Regions from separate parts of the Homo sapiens genome. Here all the other regions are linked to region 3. Evidence: chromatin loops called from intact Hi-C (ENCODE). Cell type or tissue: endothelial cell of umbilical vein. All regions are shown on one strand.

Region 1 (5,000 bases), 50 kb after region 3:
AATCAGTTATAATAAGCCATGAAAAGATATGGAGGAACCTAAAATGCATATTGTTAAGTGAAAGAAGCCAATACGAAACGGCTACATATGGTATGATTCCAACTATACCACATTCTGGAAAAGGAAACACTATAGAGACAGTTAAAAAAAAATCATTGGTTTTTAGGGGTTTGGGAGGAGGGAAGGATGAATCAGCAGAGCCCAGAGGAGTTTTAGGACAGTGAAACTACTCTGCATAATACTATAATGGTGGACACATGTCATTATAAATTTGTTCAAACCCATAGACAATAAAACACTAAGAGAGAAACTGAATGTAAACTATGGACTTTCCTCTCAATTTTGCTGTGATTTTAAAACTGAAAAAAAAAAAAGGCCTGGCGCGGTGGGTCACGCCTGTAATCCCAGCACTTTGGGAGGCCAAGGTGGGCAGATCATGAGGTCAGGAGATCGAGACCATCTTGGATAACACGGTGAAACCCCGTCTCTACTAAAAATACAAACAATTAGCCAGGCGTGATTGCAGGCGCCTGTAGTCCCAGCTACTCAGGAGGCTGAGGCGGGAGAATGGTGTGAACCCAGGAGGTGGAGCTTGCAGTGAGCCGAGATCGCGCCACTGCACTCCAGCCTGGGTGACAGAGCAAGACTCCATCTCAAAAAAAAAAAAAAAAACCAAAAAAATACTTTATTAAAAAAAAAATAGACTGTACAAGGTATCACACAAGGAGTGGACCTTAATGTAAACTGCAGATTTCAGCTAATAATAATGTATCAATACTGGCTTATTAATTGTAACAAACGTAGCACAGTAACACAAGATGTTAACAGGGAAGATGAGGGGCAATGAAGGGATGAAGGGGGATGTAGAAACTCTCGGTACTTTTCATTCGATTTTTTCCTGTAAACCTAAGACTGCTCCAAAAAAAATTATTAATGAAGAAGAAAATCAGAGATAACAGATGTCACTCAGGCAAAAATATCAGGTGTCCATTATAAGGATCCAAGTTGCCCCTAGGTATTCACTCTAATAACAGTTTGCAACTTGGGGTATGCAGTATAGAAGGGATAAAGAGGCTGGCGCAGTGGTTCACGCCTGTAAGCCCAGCAGTCTGGAAAGCGGAGGCGGGCGGATCACCTGAGGTCGGGAGTTGAAGACCAGCCTGGCCAAAATGGGGAAACCTCGTCTCTATTAAAAATACACAAAATTGCCAGACATGGTGGCACGCGCCTGTAATCCCAGCTACTGGGTCGCTGAGGCAAAGGAATTGCTTGAACCCGGGAGGCGGGGGTTGCAGTGAGCCAAAATCACGCCACTGCACTCCAGCCTGGGCAACAGAGTAAGACTCCGCCTCAAAATAAAAATAAATAAATAAATAAATAAATTTTTTAAAAGGCCAGGTAGCGGTGGCTCACACCTGTAATCCCACCACTTTGGGAGGCTGAGGCGGGCAGATCACAAGGTCAGGAGATAGAGACCATCCTAACACAGTGAAACCCTTTCTCTACTAAAAATACAAAGAATTAGCTAGGCGTGGTGGCACGTGCCTGTAGTCCCAGCTACTCGGGAGGCTGAGGCAGATGAATCACTTGAACCCGGAAGGCAGAGGTTGCAGTCAGCCAAGATCGCACCACTGCCCTTGAGCCTCAGCGGCGGAGCAAGACTCCATCTCAAAAAGAAGCCAAAATTCAAAAATTAGCCAAGTGTGGTAGTGTGCGCCTGTAACCTCAGGGTGAGAGAGGAGACTCTCTTCAACCCAAGAGGCAGAGGTTACAGTGAGACGAGATCATAAGACTGCACTCCACCCTAGGCAATAGAGCAAGACTCCATCTCAAAAGATATATTGCAGTAATTTAAAAACAATTCTATTGGAAGCGCAATTTCTTCCTGTCGAGACCTCCCTTTATGACGGAACAATGAAAAAACAATTTTTTTTCAATTTTGCCCAGGTTAGCTTCAAACACATAGCATCGCCAGCTTGTGCGCCAGGACAACCTGATGGAGCCACCGAAGCTGGTGGGAAAGTGCTCTCAATTTTTCCATTTCACCTTCTGGGGAGCGATGTAGCCAATCACCCCTGACATCACCCAGTCCCCAGGGACAGAGAGGGCCCTACGTTCCATGGCCCCCCTTGGCGGGACGAAAGGGACCTGTATCTGAGAGACAGCAGCCAATCGGGTCCGCAGACTCGGGCCAGGTTCCCATACCGTGCCCAACACCCATCACTCCCCCACGGAGACTCAAGTTACTTTCAATCTCCACATCCCCAGTGCTTGCGGAAGAAATCCGGCTAAGAGACAGAAATGCGAAACGTAGAAAAGATCCAAATTTCCGGCATCCAATTATATACAAGCCTTGACTCGCCAGGCATCCAATCAGAGTAATGGATCCAACCAACTGGAGCAGGTATCCAATTAGGTAGGGCAGGGTTGCCATGATGACACGAGTCTCTCTATAGGGCTCCCAGGGTCGCGGAGCTCTAGCGCTGAGCGCCCCCTGGCGATTGGCAAGGCGTGGCCGACTACTCCAGCAAACGCGCGCTGGTCGAAGGCAGCCAATAAGGCAGGGACAAGCCTCGGTGACGTCACTAGTCGCCTAGCCGGCCGCCGCAGCTTGTGAGCTCGCGCGTGAGTTCGCGTGAGCTCCCGCGAGCCCGCAGGCCACCGCGCGCACCTGTTTCAGAGTGGTGATTGGGGCTCATGCGCTGCTGCTTCCGACTGTCTTTTTTTTTTTTTTTTTTTTTAATTCTGAAGGGAGAGATAAAGGGCAGGAAACGGCGTCAGGCGAGGCGAGGCGAGAGGTTCGAGGTTCTACAGAGATGATCAGACTGACTGATGGACCTCAAGGTGGCCGCTCTGCCCCAGGACAGGCCTATAAGAGGCTGTGGTCACCTAGAAAACATCCAGAGACTAAATGGAGGAAACAGCTTCCAGCTCCCAGAAATACGTTTCGCATTTCTCTCTCCCAGGGGCAGAGTCCCCAACAGCCGCAAACCCAGAGGAGCAGACGACGATTCGGAGAAGGAAGAAAAGACGCTGGGAAGGAGCCAGGGATGACAGGAAGAGAAGGAGACGGGGAAGGGCCCTGAGGCGAGGGAGGCAGGGGAGGAGCGACAAGAGGGGTTGTGACAGGCACCGAGGGGACAGAAAAAGACCCCACGGTCACAGGTGGAGCGCCCGACGGCACAGGGGACTGAGAAAGAGGATGGGGACGGCGACAGGACTGTGAGAAGGCAGCAGCGAGGACAGTGCAGCAGTGGGATCAACAGCAATAAAGAGGATACATTCGTAGGCAAAGGGGACAGGACCAGAGAGAGAAGACAGTGAATCAGATGGGAGCGAACTAGAGAGGTGACGAAGACAAAGATCCCAGGGGCCAGGACAGAGATGAAGGGGTCTAAGAAATACGGGAGAGACGGCCAGGCAAGGTGCCTCACCCCTATAATCCCAGCTTTTTGGGAGGCCAAGAGGCGAGGATCTCTTGAGGTCAGAAGTTCGAGACCAGCCTCCGCAACATGGTGAAACTCCGTCTCCACTAAAAATACAAAAATTAGCCAGGCGCGGTGGCGTGTGCCTGTAATCCCAACCTCCTGGCAGAATGAGACAGGAGACCCGCTTGAACCCAGGAGGCGGAGATTGCAGTGAGCCAAGATCAAACAACTGCACTCCAGCCTGGGTGACAGAGCAAGACTTCGTCCAAAAAAAATTTTTTTTTGAAGTAATTTAAAAACGGCTAGGAAGACGCAATTTCTTCCTCTGAAGTCTTCCTCCCTTTATATTTTGTTGTTATGATATAGGGAACAATAAAATTTTTTTTTTAAATCATTGTTGACCAGGTTGGCCTATAACGTGTACCCTGAACCACGGCGGATCCAGCTGTCCGGGCTCTCCTTTCTTTCCTTTGGTCTTAGGCACAGCGATATAGCCAATCACGACAGGCTCACCCGTGACATCACCCAGTCCCCAGGGCCAGCGAGGGCCCTGCGTTCCATGGCGCATCTTGGCAGGAGGAAAGTGACCTGTATCTGAGAGAGAGCAGCCAATAGGGACCTCTAACTCGCGCCGGGTACCTGCACCGTGTGCAACACCCCTCACTCCCCCACGGAGACGCCAGTCACTTTCCACGTCCACATCCCCAGTGCTTGCGGAAGAAATCCCGCTAAGAGAGAGATATGCGAAAGGTAGGGAAGATCCATAGTTCCAGGCATCCAATTATATACAAGCCTTGACTCACCAAGCATCCAATCAGAGTAATGGATCCAACGAACTGCAGCAGGCATCCAATCAGGTAGGACAGGGTTGCCAGGATGACACGAGTCTCTCCATAGGGCTCCCAGGGTCAGTGAGCTCTAGCGCTGAGCGCCCCCTGGCGCTGGGAAAGGCGCGGCCGTCTACTCCAGCAAGCGCGCGCTGGTCGAAGGCAGCCAGTAAGGCAGGGACAAGCCCCTGCGACGTCACTAGTCGCCAGCCGGCCGCCGCGGCCTGCGAGCTCGCGCGTGAGTTCGTGTGAGCTCCCGCCAGCCCGCGGGCCCGCCGCGCGCACCTGTTGCAAAGTGGCGATTCGGCCCTAGGCGCTGCTGCTTCCGACTCTTTTTATTTTTTATCCTGAAGGGAAAGATAAAGGGCGGGAAAGGGCGTCAGGCGGGGCGAGGCGAGAGGCTCGAGGTTCGAAGGAGATGGTCAGACTGACTGATGGACCTCAGGGCGACCCCTCTGCCCCAGGACAGGCCTAGAAGAGCATGAGACCCCCTAGGAAACACCCAGAGACTGAGCGGAGGAAACAGCTCCCAGGGGCAGAGCTCCCAGCAGGCACAAACCCAGAGGAGCAGAGGACGATTCGGAGAAGGAAGGAAAGACGCTGTGAAGGAGCCAGGGATGACAGGAAGAGAAGGAGACCGGGAAGGGCCCTGAGGCGAGGGAGGCAGGGCCTCCGACCAGGAGCGACCAGAGGGGATGTGACAGAGACGGAAGTGACAGAAAAAGACTCCACGGTCACAGGTGGA
Region 2 (5,000 bases), 120 kb after region 3:
TGGCCGAGCGTGGTGCCTCACGCCTGTAACCCCAGTGCTTTGGGAGGCTGAGGTGGGTGGATCACCTGAGGTCACGAGTTCGAGACCAGCCTGGCCAACACGGCAAAACCTGTCTCTACTAAAAATACAAAAATAACCCAGGCATGGTGGCAGGTGTCTGTAATCCCAGATACTCAGGAGGCAGGAGAATCACTTGAACCCGAGAGGCGGAGGTTGTAGTGTGCTGAGATCGTGCCACTGCACTCCAGCCTAGGCAACAGAGCAAGACTCTGTCTCAAAAAAAAATTTTTTTGTAATTTAAATAAAAGAGAATGTAATGCCGCCAGTGATCTGATAGGAGGCAGAGCTCAGACAGTAATGCTCGCTCGCCTGCTGCTCACCTCCTTCTGTGCAGCCTGGTTCCTAACAGGCCACCCACCAGTACCGGTCTGTGGCCTAGGGGTTGCGGACCCCTGGGTTCAATGAATCACTGTGCCCATTACAATGGAATATTATGCAGCTATTTAAAACAGAGTTTCAAATAATAGTGGATGACATGGGGAAATGCTCAAAACGTAATACTGAGCTTTCAAAGAATGTGAATAGGATCTCCAATTCACTTTTAAAACTTAAGCAATATATTTTAAAAGACCGAGAAACACCCAGGAAGGTCAACAGGGTCTTTTCTCTTTGCATTAGTATTACAGGGATATTTAATTTCTTCTTTATGTTTTCTTTATTCTCTAGATTTTCTTCAGTGAGAGCATTTAATAACTTTTTTTTTTTTTTTTGAGATGGAGTCTCGCACTGTCCCCCAGGCTGGAGTGCAGTGGCGCGATCTCGGTTCACTGCAACTTCCACCTCTCGGGTTCAAGCAATTCTCCTGCCTCAGCCTCCCGAGTAGCTGGGACTACAGGCACCTGCCACCACGCCCTGCTGATTTTTGTATTTTTGGTAGAGACGGGGTTTCACCATGCTGGCCAGGCTGGTCTCGAACTCCTGACCTTGTGATCCACCTGCCTCGGCCTCCCAAAGTGCTGGGATTACATGTGTGAGCCACCACACCCAGCCAATAACTTTTATAATCAGAACAAATTAAGCTTTAAAAATACTAAGTATAAAATCCTATGCAAGCTGGAAAGAAAAAAAAAAGGCTATACTGGAATTTGCTCACCTTTTCCTAAATGAGGAAAAAGAAACAAAAATTTCAAAGCATTTATCTGGAGCAGGGGGTCAGGGAGCGCTCATCTAACCCCATTTATTCCTGTGAGGGCAGGATGACTTCTCCCATCTTATGGACGTGGAAATGGAGGCACAGGCTCTGAGTGACTTATCCAAGGTCGCCCAGCAAGCTGTAGCCCCCATGGGCTTGCCATGTGCCTCAGAAGGTATATATGTCTGTCCCACCCTGAGAGTCAGTGTGGAGAAGCCAGGCCCAGACAGCCAAAGTGGGGCAGCTACAGGATGGTAATTCTGTTGCAAAAACAAAAAACAAAACCTGGCCGGGCACGGTGGCTCACGCCTGTAATCCCAGCACTTTGGGAAGCCAAGGCAGGTGGATCACAAGGTCAGGAGTTCGAGACCATCCTGGCCAACATGGTGAAACCCTGTCTCTACTAAAAATACAAAAATTAGCCGGGTGTGGTGGCGGGCACCTGGCTACTTGGGAGGCTGAGGCAGGAGAATCGCTTGAACCCAGGATGCAGAGGTGGTAGTGAGCCGAGATCGTGCCACTGCACTCCAGCCTGGCGACAAAGCAAGAATCCGTCTTGAAAAAAAAAAGGCGGCGTGCGGTGGCTCGCACCTGTAATCCCAGCACGGTGGCTCACACCTGTAATCCCAGCACTTTGGGAGGCCAAGGCAGGTGGATCGCTTGAGCTCAGGAGTTTGAAACCAGCCTGGGCAACATAGCAAGACCCCATCTCTACTAAAAATACAAAAATTAGCCAGGTGTGGTGGCACGCACCTGTAGTCCCAGATCCCTGGGAGGCTGAGGTGGGAAGATTGCATGAGGCCAGGAGGCAGAGGCTGCAGTGAGCTGTGATTTTGCCACTGGACTCCAGCCTAGGTGGCAGAGCAAGACTCTGTCTCAAAAAAAAAAAAAAAAAAAAAAAAAAACAAGACAAAACCCAAACTAACCAAATAAAAACCCCGGCCATAGTGCATTATCAAGGCAAATACCAAGAATAGCTTTTAAATTACCCACTAGTTCGCATTTTCCAGGCGGCTGATCCCTCCAGGGGCATGAAACATGGAGCTTTTGATTGGACAGACTTTTCCCAGTTAGAGCCCTTTAAGGAAGAAAACGGTGGGAGGGCCGGGCGCGGTGGCTCGCGCCTGTAATCCCACCACTTCGGGAGGCCGAGGCGGTTGGATCACCTGAGGTCAGGAATTGGAAACTAGCCTGGCCAACATGGCGAAACCCCGTCTCTACCAAAAATACAAAAATTATCTGGGAGTGGTAGTGCGTGCCTGTAGTACTAGCTACTCAGGAGGCTGAGGCAGGAGAATCACTTGAACCCGGAGGCAGAGGTAGGTTGCAGTGAGCTGAGATTGTGCCACTGCACTCCAGCCTGGGCAACAGAGAGAGACTCCATCTCAAAAAAGGCAAAAAAGAAAGAAAGAAAGAAAATGGCGGAAGGGAGGATCTGTAGAGGGGAATCTAGGAGCTGACCTCTCTTGAGGTCAACTGGGACATTCCCCAGCCGCGGGCCTGCGACCAGCAGCCAGGAGGTCCTCTGGATAGGAGGGAGCAGTGCGCCCTCTGCCGTCCGTTCCCGGGCTGCTGAGACTTCGTGTCTAACTGCGGCCTCCCTGGCTCTCATTCCAGCTGAGTTATCCTCTTCATTCCCTCAGCAGCGCCATCTCGGGGCCCACATAATCCTTGTCACCACTCCGAGCCTCAGTTTCTACCCTTTTCAAATAGGATTTCCCATACTTTGTCAGTTTCTTCTTAACTTTTTCTCATGATGACTCACAGCACACTTACAGAAAAGAACAGTCGGCCGGGCGCGGTGGCTCACACCTGTTAAAGTTAAATTGACAAAGGCGTAGAATTGCTTGGCGTCCTGCAAAGCCACATGGCCCCTGAGCCTCGGGACAGGCTGCTGGGTGGGAGTATCAGTCCCACATCTCTGTTGAGCAGCCTGCGAGTCCTGAGAGGCACAAGACCCGCGTTCTCCCCTCCACGAATGACGCTAAGGCGTTGAGTCACCTCTCTGAGCCTGCCTTCTCGTCTAGAAAATAGACCAATTATTTCTACAGCTCAGCGAGGGTGGGCGGGAGAATGTCAGTCGGGCCCCCAGCATTGCTCCAAGCCCTTTACAGGGTCAGTGAATTTCAGCCTCACGACAGCCCCCTGAGTAGGTCCTATTCTTCTCATGTTACAGATGAGGAAACTGAGGCATAGGAGAGTTAAGACACTTGCAAACGGTCCTGGTCCCATGGTTAGTAACGGAGCTGGGACTCGGCCCAGGCAGGCTGGCTGCAGAACTTGGTTTTTTCAACGCGATTCGTAATGCTTCCTAATTCGTAGCTATCCCTGGCGCTGCACCCTGGTGACTCAGTCTCAGAACTGCCACTGAGTCCCAGTCTACATCCCCACAGCCCAGCCTGGCTCTGGCCTTGTCCTTGCTCATCTGGAAGCCCCAGCTTCTTCCTAGCCTCCCAGATGTAGCCTGTACCCACACACCCCTGCCACCACACCCAGCTGGAGTCGCCACACCAACTCCTCCTAGGGGACACCTTTCTGCAAGCCACCCTGTCCCCATCTCAGATCAGGATGAGTATGCCTGGCGCTCCCAGCTACACCAAGCTCAGGGGCACCCTCTACTGGGCACCAGAAGCTACCCCAGCCCCTTCCTTCCCACCCTTCCAGAAACTTGCCCTGCCTTTAAATAGTCACAGACAGATGTGCTTGCCCTGTGCCAGGCGCTCTTCTCCATGGCTTACAGATATCGAGACAGTTTAATCCTCACAAGGATGCCGTGGTCTCGTCACCACCCCGTGGCGAGTCTAGGAGCTGAGCTGAGACCCGTGCATCTTTCTCCCTGCATGGGCTGTCCCTCCTGTGTCTGAACAGCCCCGGCTAATCCATCTGCAGCATTCAGTGCAGCCCTGATTTGTTTATTGAGCACCTAGTGTGTGCCAGGCACCACCCGAGGCCCAGAGAGCAGGACATACAGAGATCCCTGCCCTCTCGACACTGCGTGCAGAAAGAGGTCGTTCAGAAAGTCGGCAAGTCTCATCCGGGCACAGTGGCTCACGCCTGTAATCCTAGCACTTCGGGAGGCTGAGGCGGGTGCTCACTTGAGGTCAGGAGCTTGAGACCAGCCTGACCAACGTAGTGAAACCCCATCTCTACTAAAAATACAAAAATTAGCCAGGTGTGGTGATGTGTTACTGTAATCCCAGATACTCGGGAGGGTGAGGCAGGAGAATCGCTTGAACCTGGGAGGCGAAGGTTGCAGTGAGCTGAGATCATGCTATTGCACTCCAGCCTGGGCGACAGAGCGAGACTCCATCATAAAAAAAAAAAAAAGGAAGGTAAACAAGTCCAGTAGCAGCGTGCACGAGCTGGCGGGGGGCTGCTGAGCTGAACATAGTGAGGGGAGGCCAGGGAAGGCTGCCCAGGAAGCGGTGTAGGCCCATGGCCTGTGCCTCAGCTTAACCCCACTCTCCCACCCCACCCGCAGGTGCCTTAGGCAAAGTCCTGCTGCCTTGCTTGGTCTTGCACATGCCTCTGATATAGATCTCATCCCCTTGTTGTTTACACCCAGGTTCAGATGCCTCTCTGGGCTCCTGGTGGTGGGGAAGGGTGGGAGGCGGGTAGCCATCCAGCCAGACTTTCCACCCAGGCCAGGGCCTGGTCCCAGAAGGGCTCAGGAGGCCACTCCCAGGAGGATGAATGGGAGGAGGGAGACAGGGACGTCTAGGCCTGAGCCGGGTCAGTGTGAGAATCAGGGGCCCACAACGGCCCCTGCAGTGCTGCCAGTCATGGCATCAGGGAAGTCCCTGTTGGA
Region 3 (5,000 bases):
TGTGAACCCTCTTGCACACTTGCTTTTGCACACGCGCCCCCCCCCCCAGCATTTTCAGTGCTCTCCGGAAGCCTTGTTTCTCCCCTTTAATAATGTTCTTGCGCACCATGACATGGCTGCACACCGCATCTTGTCTTTTCTACCTGGATGAGAGCTCTACCACTTCTTTCCTTTTGCACACTCATCTCATTCCATGCACTCTTGGGCTGTAACTGTCATTTCTTTTCCTGACACGCTTATTTTTTATTCCTGTTGACAAGCAGCTCTTGCGGCCATTCTCATTCGGATTCTCTTACCTCCTTAAGCTCTTTCTCTTCCTGGTGAGAGAAGACCCTATGCACACTGGCTTCCTGCTCACCATGCTTCCACACTCGAGCCTCTCCCTGCCTCCAGCCCTCACCCTTCCTCACATCCTCCCTCTTCTGTCTTTCCTGGGCCATCTGTCCATCCCTTTTGCACGAAGATTGCCCTCTCCTAACCTGTCCACTCCAAGAAGCTCCCTCTCCCTCCAGCATGGCTGTTCCTTCCCGCACGCTTCCTCTCTCCGCTTATTCCCGGGGCTTGGGAATGTTAAGCCACCCCTCCCCCTGAAAAGCCCCCTCCCCTGCTGTGGGTAAAGGGGGGAGGGCGTTGCCCTCAGGTCCCCCCCCCATGTTCAGCTGCCAAAGAAGGGAGCTCCCCCTCCTTCCCCAAGCCCATTCCCCCTCTGCTGCCCCCTACCCCCGAGAGGGGGGGGCGCTCCGTCCATGAGGGGAGGGGGCTGCAAGCCCCCTCCCCTCACCATGTCAGGGATCTGCGGGGAACCTCGTGGGAGGGTCGTGGGAGGGGGGAGGGGTGGTGAGAGAGGGGCAGAGGCCGCGCTGGACCCCTACCCGCCCCCTCCCCCTTGTCGGATGCCCCCAGTCCGCAGGGGGCCTGCGCGGCGCCCGTCTATCAAGGGCTCGTTCATTCTGGATGGGTGCCGCGGGGTTGGGGAGGGTGTAGGGGGTGGGGGGGGGAGGAGAGGTCGGGGTGGGGAGTGGGGAGGGACCGAATGCGGGGACAGCGCGGGGTGGAGAGGAGAGAAAAAGCAAAAAGAGGAACAATAACAAAAGAAGAAAATATAAAAAACAGAAAAAAAAAACACAAAACCCCTAGAACACACAAAAAAATCCAGAAAAAAAACCTGAAATAAAAGCCCGAGAATTGTCTTCCAAGGGGGGGTGGGAGGGGAAGAGGAGGGGGGCGGATGAGGACGTCTGATTCTCGCTGAGACAGGGCTCGGCACGCGCTGAAAGCCCCGGTGCCCAGGTCTTCCCTTTCGCGGGCTTCAGTTCATCCCTCAAGGGATTGGGACCCAGGCGTCCACGTACAGGGACTGGAGGAAGATTAGGGACGCGGGATTATAACATGGGGGTTCATTCCTACCCCCCATCACCTCCCTTCCCCTGACTCCCCACCAAGATTTTGCAGAGAGAAATGGCTTTTGTACCAGGTCATTCTTTATAATTAAACTCACAGTATCCACCCCCTCGAGCCGGCCCCGCCTCCTTCCTGGGAAGGCAACGCCCCCTGTCCTCCGGGGCTCCGGGTGGGTGGCCCCAGCCCGCGGGGCGGTGCGCAAGCGCTGCCGGGGCCCGCCCGGGCGTCAGGCCTCCTCGTTCGGCTCCGCCCCCAGGGCCTCGAGCATGCGCCGCCGGACCAGGGAGCGGCGCAGGTGCAGGCGGTAGTCGCCCAGCAGGAGGTCGTCGTGGCGCACGATCTGGTGCGCAAGCCCGCGGGGACTGAGCCCGGAGCGCAGCAAGCGCGAGCGCGTCTGGAAGTCCGTGACCGCGATGAGCCACCTGTAAGGGGGGTGGGGACGGAAAAGGAACTCGCAGGTCGTTTCAGCCCTGGCTTTGATCGTCGAAGAGTCCCTGCCTGGTCCCTGGAGTCGTTTACAGGCCCTGGTCCAGCGGACCATCGCTCCGTCCCTAAACTCCCCTCCAGCCCTGCCCTCTCGCCTGGGTCGCTCTAGGCTCCTTACGCTCTCTTAGCCTGGTTCTGCGTCCTAATCACTGTCTGTCGAGGCTCCATCTCAAACCGCCCAAAGGCCCGACCCTCCACTGGCGACTGCAGGCTGCGCTCTACCCTAGGCACTCCAGGCCTGTCCCCACCCTATCACCCCTGGCCCCACACCTACTATGTGCTCAGTCTCTTCCACCCCCTCACAGCTGCCTTTCCAGGCTCAGACCTCTATCCCGGTCACTACTGGGTCACTCAAACTCGGGCCCCTACTCACTCGAGATCCCTCCTTCTCTCTGATCTCACCGGACCTTACCTCCAACCGCGCTCACTCTTGGCCCCGCCCCTCAGTGGCTCTGCACCAATCTCGCTCTTATCTAGTCCCTCCTGGCCCCGCCCCCCCAAGCTGTCACTCCACTGTCGCCCCGCCTCACAACACCCTTACACCAACCACGCTCTTATCTAGTGGCTCCGGGGCCCGCCCCTCAGCACCCTTACACCAACCACGCTCTTATCTAGTCGCCCCGGGCCCCGCCCATTCATGCTTTCACTCTTGGCCACGTCCCTCAGCGCTCTAAAACCAACCACGCTCTTACCCGGTCGCCCCGGGCCCCGCCCCTCCCGCTCGCTCCAGGCCCCGCCCCCGCCGCTTACTCACCGGTTCCGGCGCCCAGCAGTCCCACAGATGACGTTCATGTTCTCAAAGCGGATGCTGCTCACGCGCCCGCTCTCCATGGCCCCTGGTAACTGGGCCTCCAGGGCTTGCAGCACCTCCAGGTGGGTAAAATCCTCCTCGGGCTGCGGGTGTCGGAGAGAGAACCTCAGCCCGTGGCCTCCTGGTTCATTTTGGGTTCAGAAGTCACCACCCTAGACCCCACCTGCAGAACCTGCCACAGAGTTCCAGGTGGCATTTGAGGGGCAAGGATCGCTCTTAATCCCAGGGTACTGTCGCTATGGTCAAAGGAGACGACAGATTATCTCTCAGATGGGAAAGCATCTACTATCACTCTAGGTCATTCTCCAAAAAAATCAATTCTCACCAAGCCAATTTGCCCCAAAGTCAATGAACAGTTGGCTGAATGATTCACCAACTTAGCCAACTTTACGAATCTACCAAAAACTTTCCCAGCAATTTGCAATGGATGCGCCTGAAAGTTCTTGAAAATTTCTGCCAGGATTTAAGTTACACACCTTTCCTTTTATATTCGTATTAGCATTTTAAGAATGTTCAGTAGTCAAAAGATAAGGGTCATAGGGGTTTTGATGTCTTGTCAATCTATTTAACATTCAGAAACGTGGACTGATCACTAAACACAGTTGCATCACGTGATTAGCATGTCAAGGGTGATAACAGTTGTCATAGCACATAAAATTGCTGAGGAACTAAAATGAAATGAAAATTTTCACGATTTCACTGAAAAATGATGTCACTTCCAGAAAGTCATTCCTTGACTGGGGTGAGAGGGGAGGCTGGAGAGTCCCTTGCTCAAAGCCACAAAGAAGTGGAGTGATGGGGTGGAGACTGATCCCTAAAACGAGGACAGCAATCCCTGTATGCAGGGTGGAGAGTTACACGGATTAGCTGAGAGGGTACCTTGGAGGCCTGTGCCTGGCACACAGTAAGCACCTATTGACATCAGCTCTTCTCAGTCAATTGTTGAGTGCCTGGGACTCTCATATATACCTCTTCTGATTGAAGGCAGGGAGGACCAGTTTACTGAATCTGTCAAAAACATGACCTCTTTCTTTCCCTCCCTCCCTTCCTTCCTTTCCTTTCCTTTCCCTCCCTCCCTTCCTTCCTTCCTTCTTTCTTTCTTTCTTCCTTCCTTTTTTTTTTGACAGAGTCTCACTTTGTCACCCAGGCTGGAGTGCAGTGGCACGATCTCGGCTCACTGCAACCTCCACCTCCCAGGTTCAAGCGATTCTCCTGCCTCAGCCTCCCCAGTAGCTGGGATTCCAGCCACCTGCCACCACGCCTGCCTAATGTTTGTATTTTTAATAGAGACGGGGTTTCACCATGTTAGCCAGGCTAGTCTCAAACTCCTGACCTCTAGTGATCCACCCACCTCAGCCTCCCAAAGTGCTGGGATTACAGGCGTGAGCCACCGCACCCGACACACATGGGCTTTTTCTTGAGTTTTTGTTATATTTGTAAACTTTACAGAAGTGGATTAGTAGGACTCCTTTTGTCCTCCCTCCCTGCCCCCCTCAGCCTCCCCTTTCTTTGCCCGTTGGTCTCCCCTCTGACATGAGCAGTAGATTTCATGACTGACCCTTTGACAAATTCACAATCAGTTTTCAGCAAACTGTCCTGGTGGCAAGCCCACAGCTTATAAGCCAAAAGCCTGAATTTAAACTCTGGCCACACTGCTTCTCAGCCTGTGCCCTTCCCATCACCCCACCAAAACTGTGCAGAAAATAAGGGCACAGGTCCACTCACCAAGGTCTCCATGCAGAGGCAGAGGGGCTGGGAAGCTGGTGGTGTGGGGAACTTCCGGATGCACGGGAGTTCTCGGTCCAGTGCCTCGTACTCTGCAATGACCTGCCGCAGGTACTGCTTTCTAGGGAGAGAGCGAACAGGCAGGGACCTCTGAGGTCAGGGTTCACTGCCATCACATTTGGGGAGGCGGAAGATAGAGGTCATGGGGGCCAGGGACAACTCACGAGGATTTGATGGGCCTGCCCAGGCTCCGAGCCTGCATCTCCTCTGGGGTCTCCAGGTCCATAAGGAGGGCTCCTGAGGACAGAGAACCCAGTGTCAGCTGCCCTGAGCCCTCCTCAGCCATGATTCTGCTTAAATGGCCATCACCAATTGCTTGCCCATGCCACACCCAGAATAGCTTGTATGCCAGATGTTGAGTTACTGTCTCTTAGCTCCAAACTCCACCCCATGACACCGGCTCTGTGATGCCTGGGTTGAGACTCTACTAACCACATTTCTCCTTCAACAGCTGGGTTCCTATTAGGCTCTGCCTAACAGGGGCGCCAGTGGGAGCCTGCAAGGCAGGAGGAAGCAG

What was found. A loop is a pair of places that touch in the nucleus more often than their neighbours do. Peaks named below come from ENCODE experiments on the same cell type or tissue, not always from the same donor. Only the 100,000 strongest peaks of a DNase experiment are listed, where the experiment ranks them.
Region 1: a loop joins it to region 3, with 5 times the contacts of the local background. A loop is called at or near these places in 5 of 110 quality-filtered maps.
Region 2: a loop joins it to region 3, with 8 times the contacts of the local background. A loop is called at or near these places in 4 of 110 quality-filtered maps.

What each region holds. Positions count from the first base shown.
Region 1 is chr19:50,605,731-50,610,730 of GRCh38, reverse strand. No RefSeq gene overlaps it. Among named protein-coding and RNA genes, the nearest start is that of SNAR-F, 3.3 kb to the right of the region's middle. In endothelial cell of umbilical vein, CTCF peaks have their summits at 2,489 (motif pointing left) and 4,312; a DNase peak (open chromatin) is centred at 2,550.
Region 2 is chr19:50,535,657-50,540,656 of GRCh38, reverse strand. All of the region lies in intron 2 of LRRC4B (leucine rich repeat containing 4B), which reads left to right. Among named protein-coding and RNA genes, the nearest start is that of ASPDH, 24 kb to the right of the region's middle. In endothelial cell of umbilical vein, a CTCF peak has its summit at 2,762 (motif pointing left); a DNase peak (open chromatin) is centred at 2,786.
Region 3 is chr19:50,655,770-50,660,769 of GRCh38, reverse strand. C19orf81 (chromosome 19 open reading frame 81) reads right to left here. Exons shown (of 5, transcript NM_001195076.2): 2 at 4,648-4,720; 3 at 4,424-4,544; 4 at 2,642-2,781; 5 at 1,464-1,823. The coding sequence ends at 1,628. It overlaps SHANK1 (SH3 and multiple ankyrin repeat domains 1), which reads left to right. Exons shown (of 24, transcript NM_016148.5): 24 at 1-1,515. It also overlaps a transcript of SYT3 not described here. Among named protein-coding and RNA genes, the nearest start is that of C19orf81, 8.8 kb to the right of the region's middle. RefSeq lists a silencer at 2,520-2,609 and an enhancer at 2,830-2,899. In endothelial cell of umbilical vein, no CTCF peak of the experiment used is centred here; DNase peaks (open chromatin) are centred at 1,629 and 2,499; H3K4me3 peaks cover 1,207 bases; H3K27ac peaks cover 1,023 bases.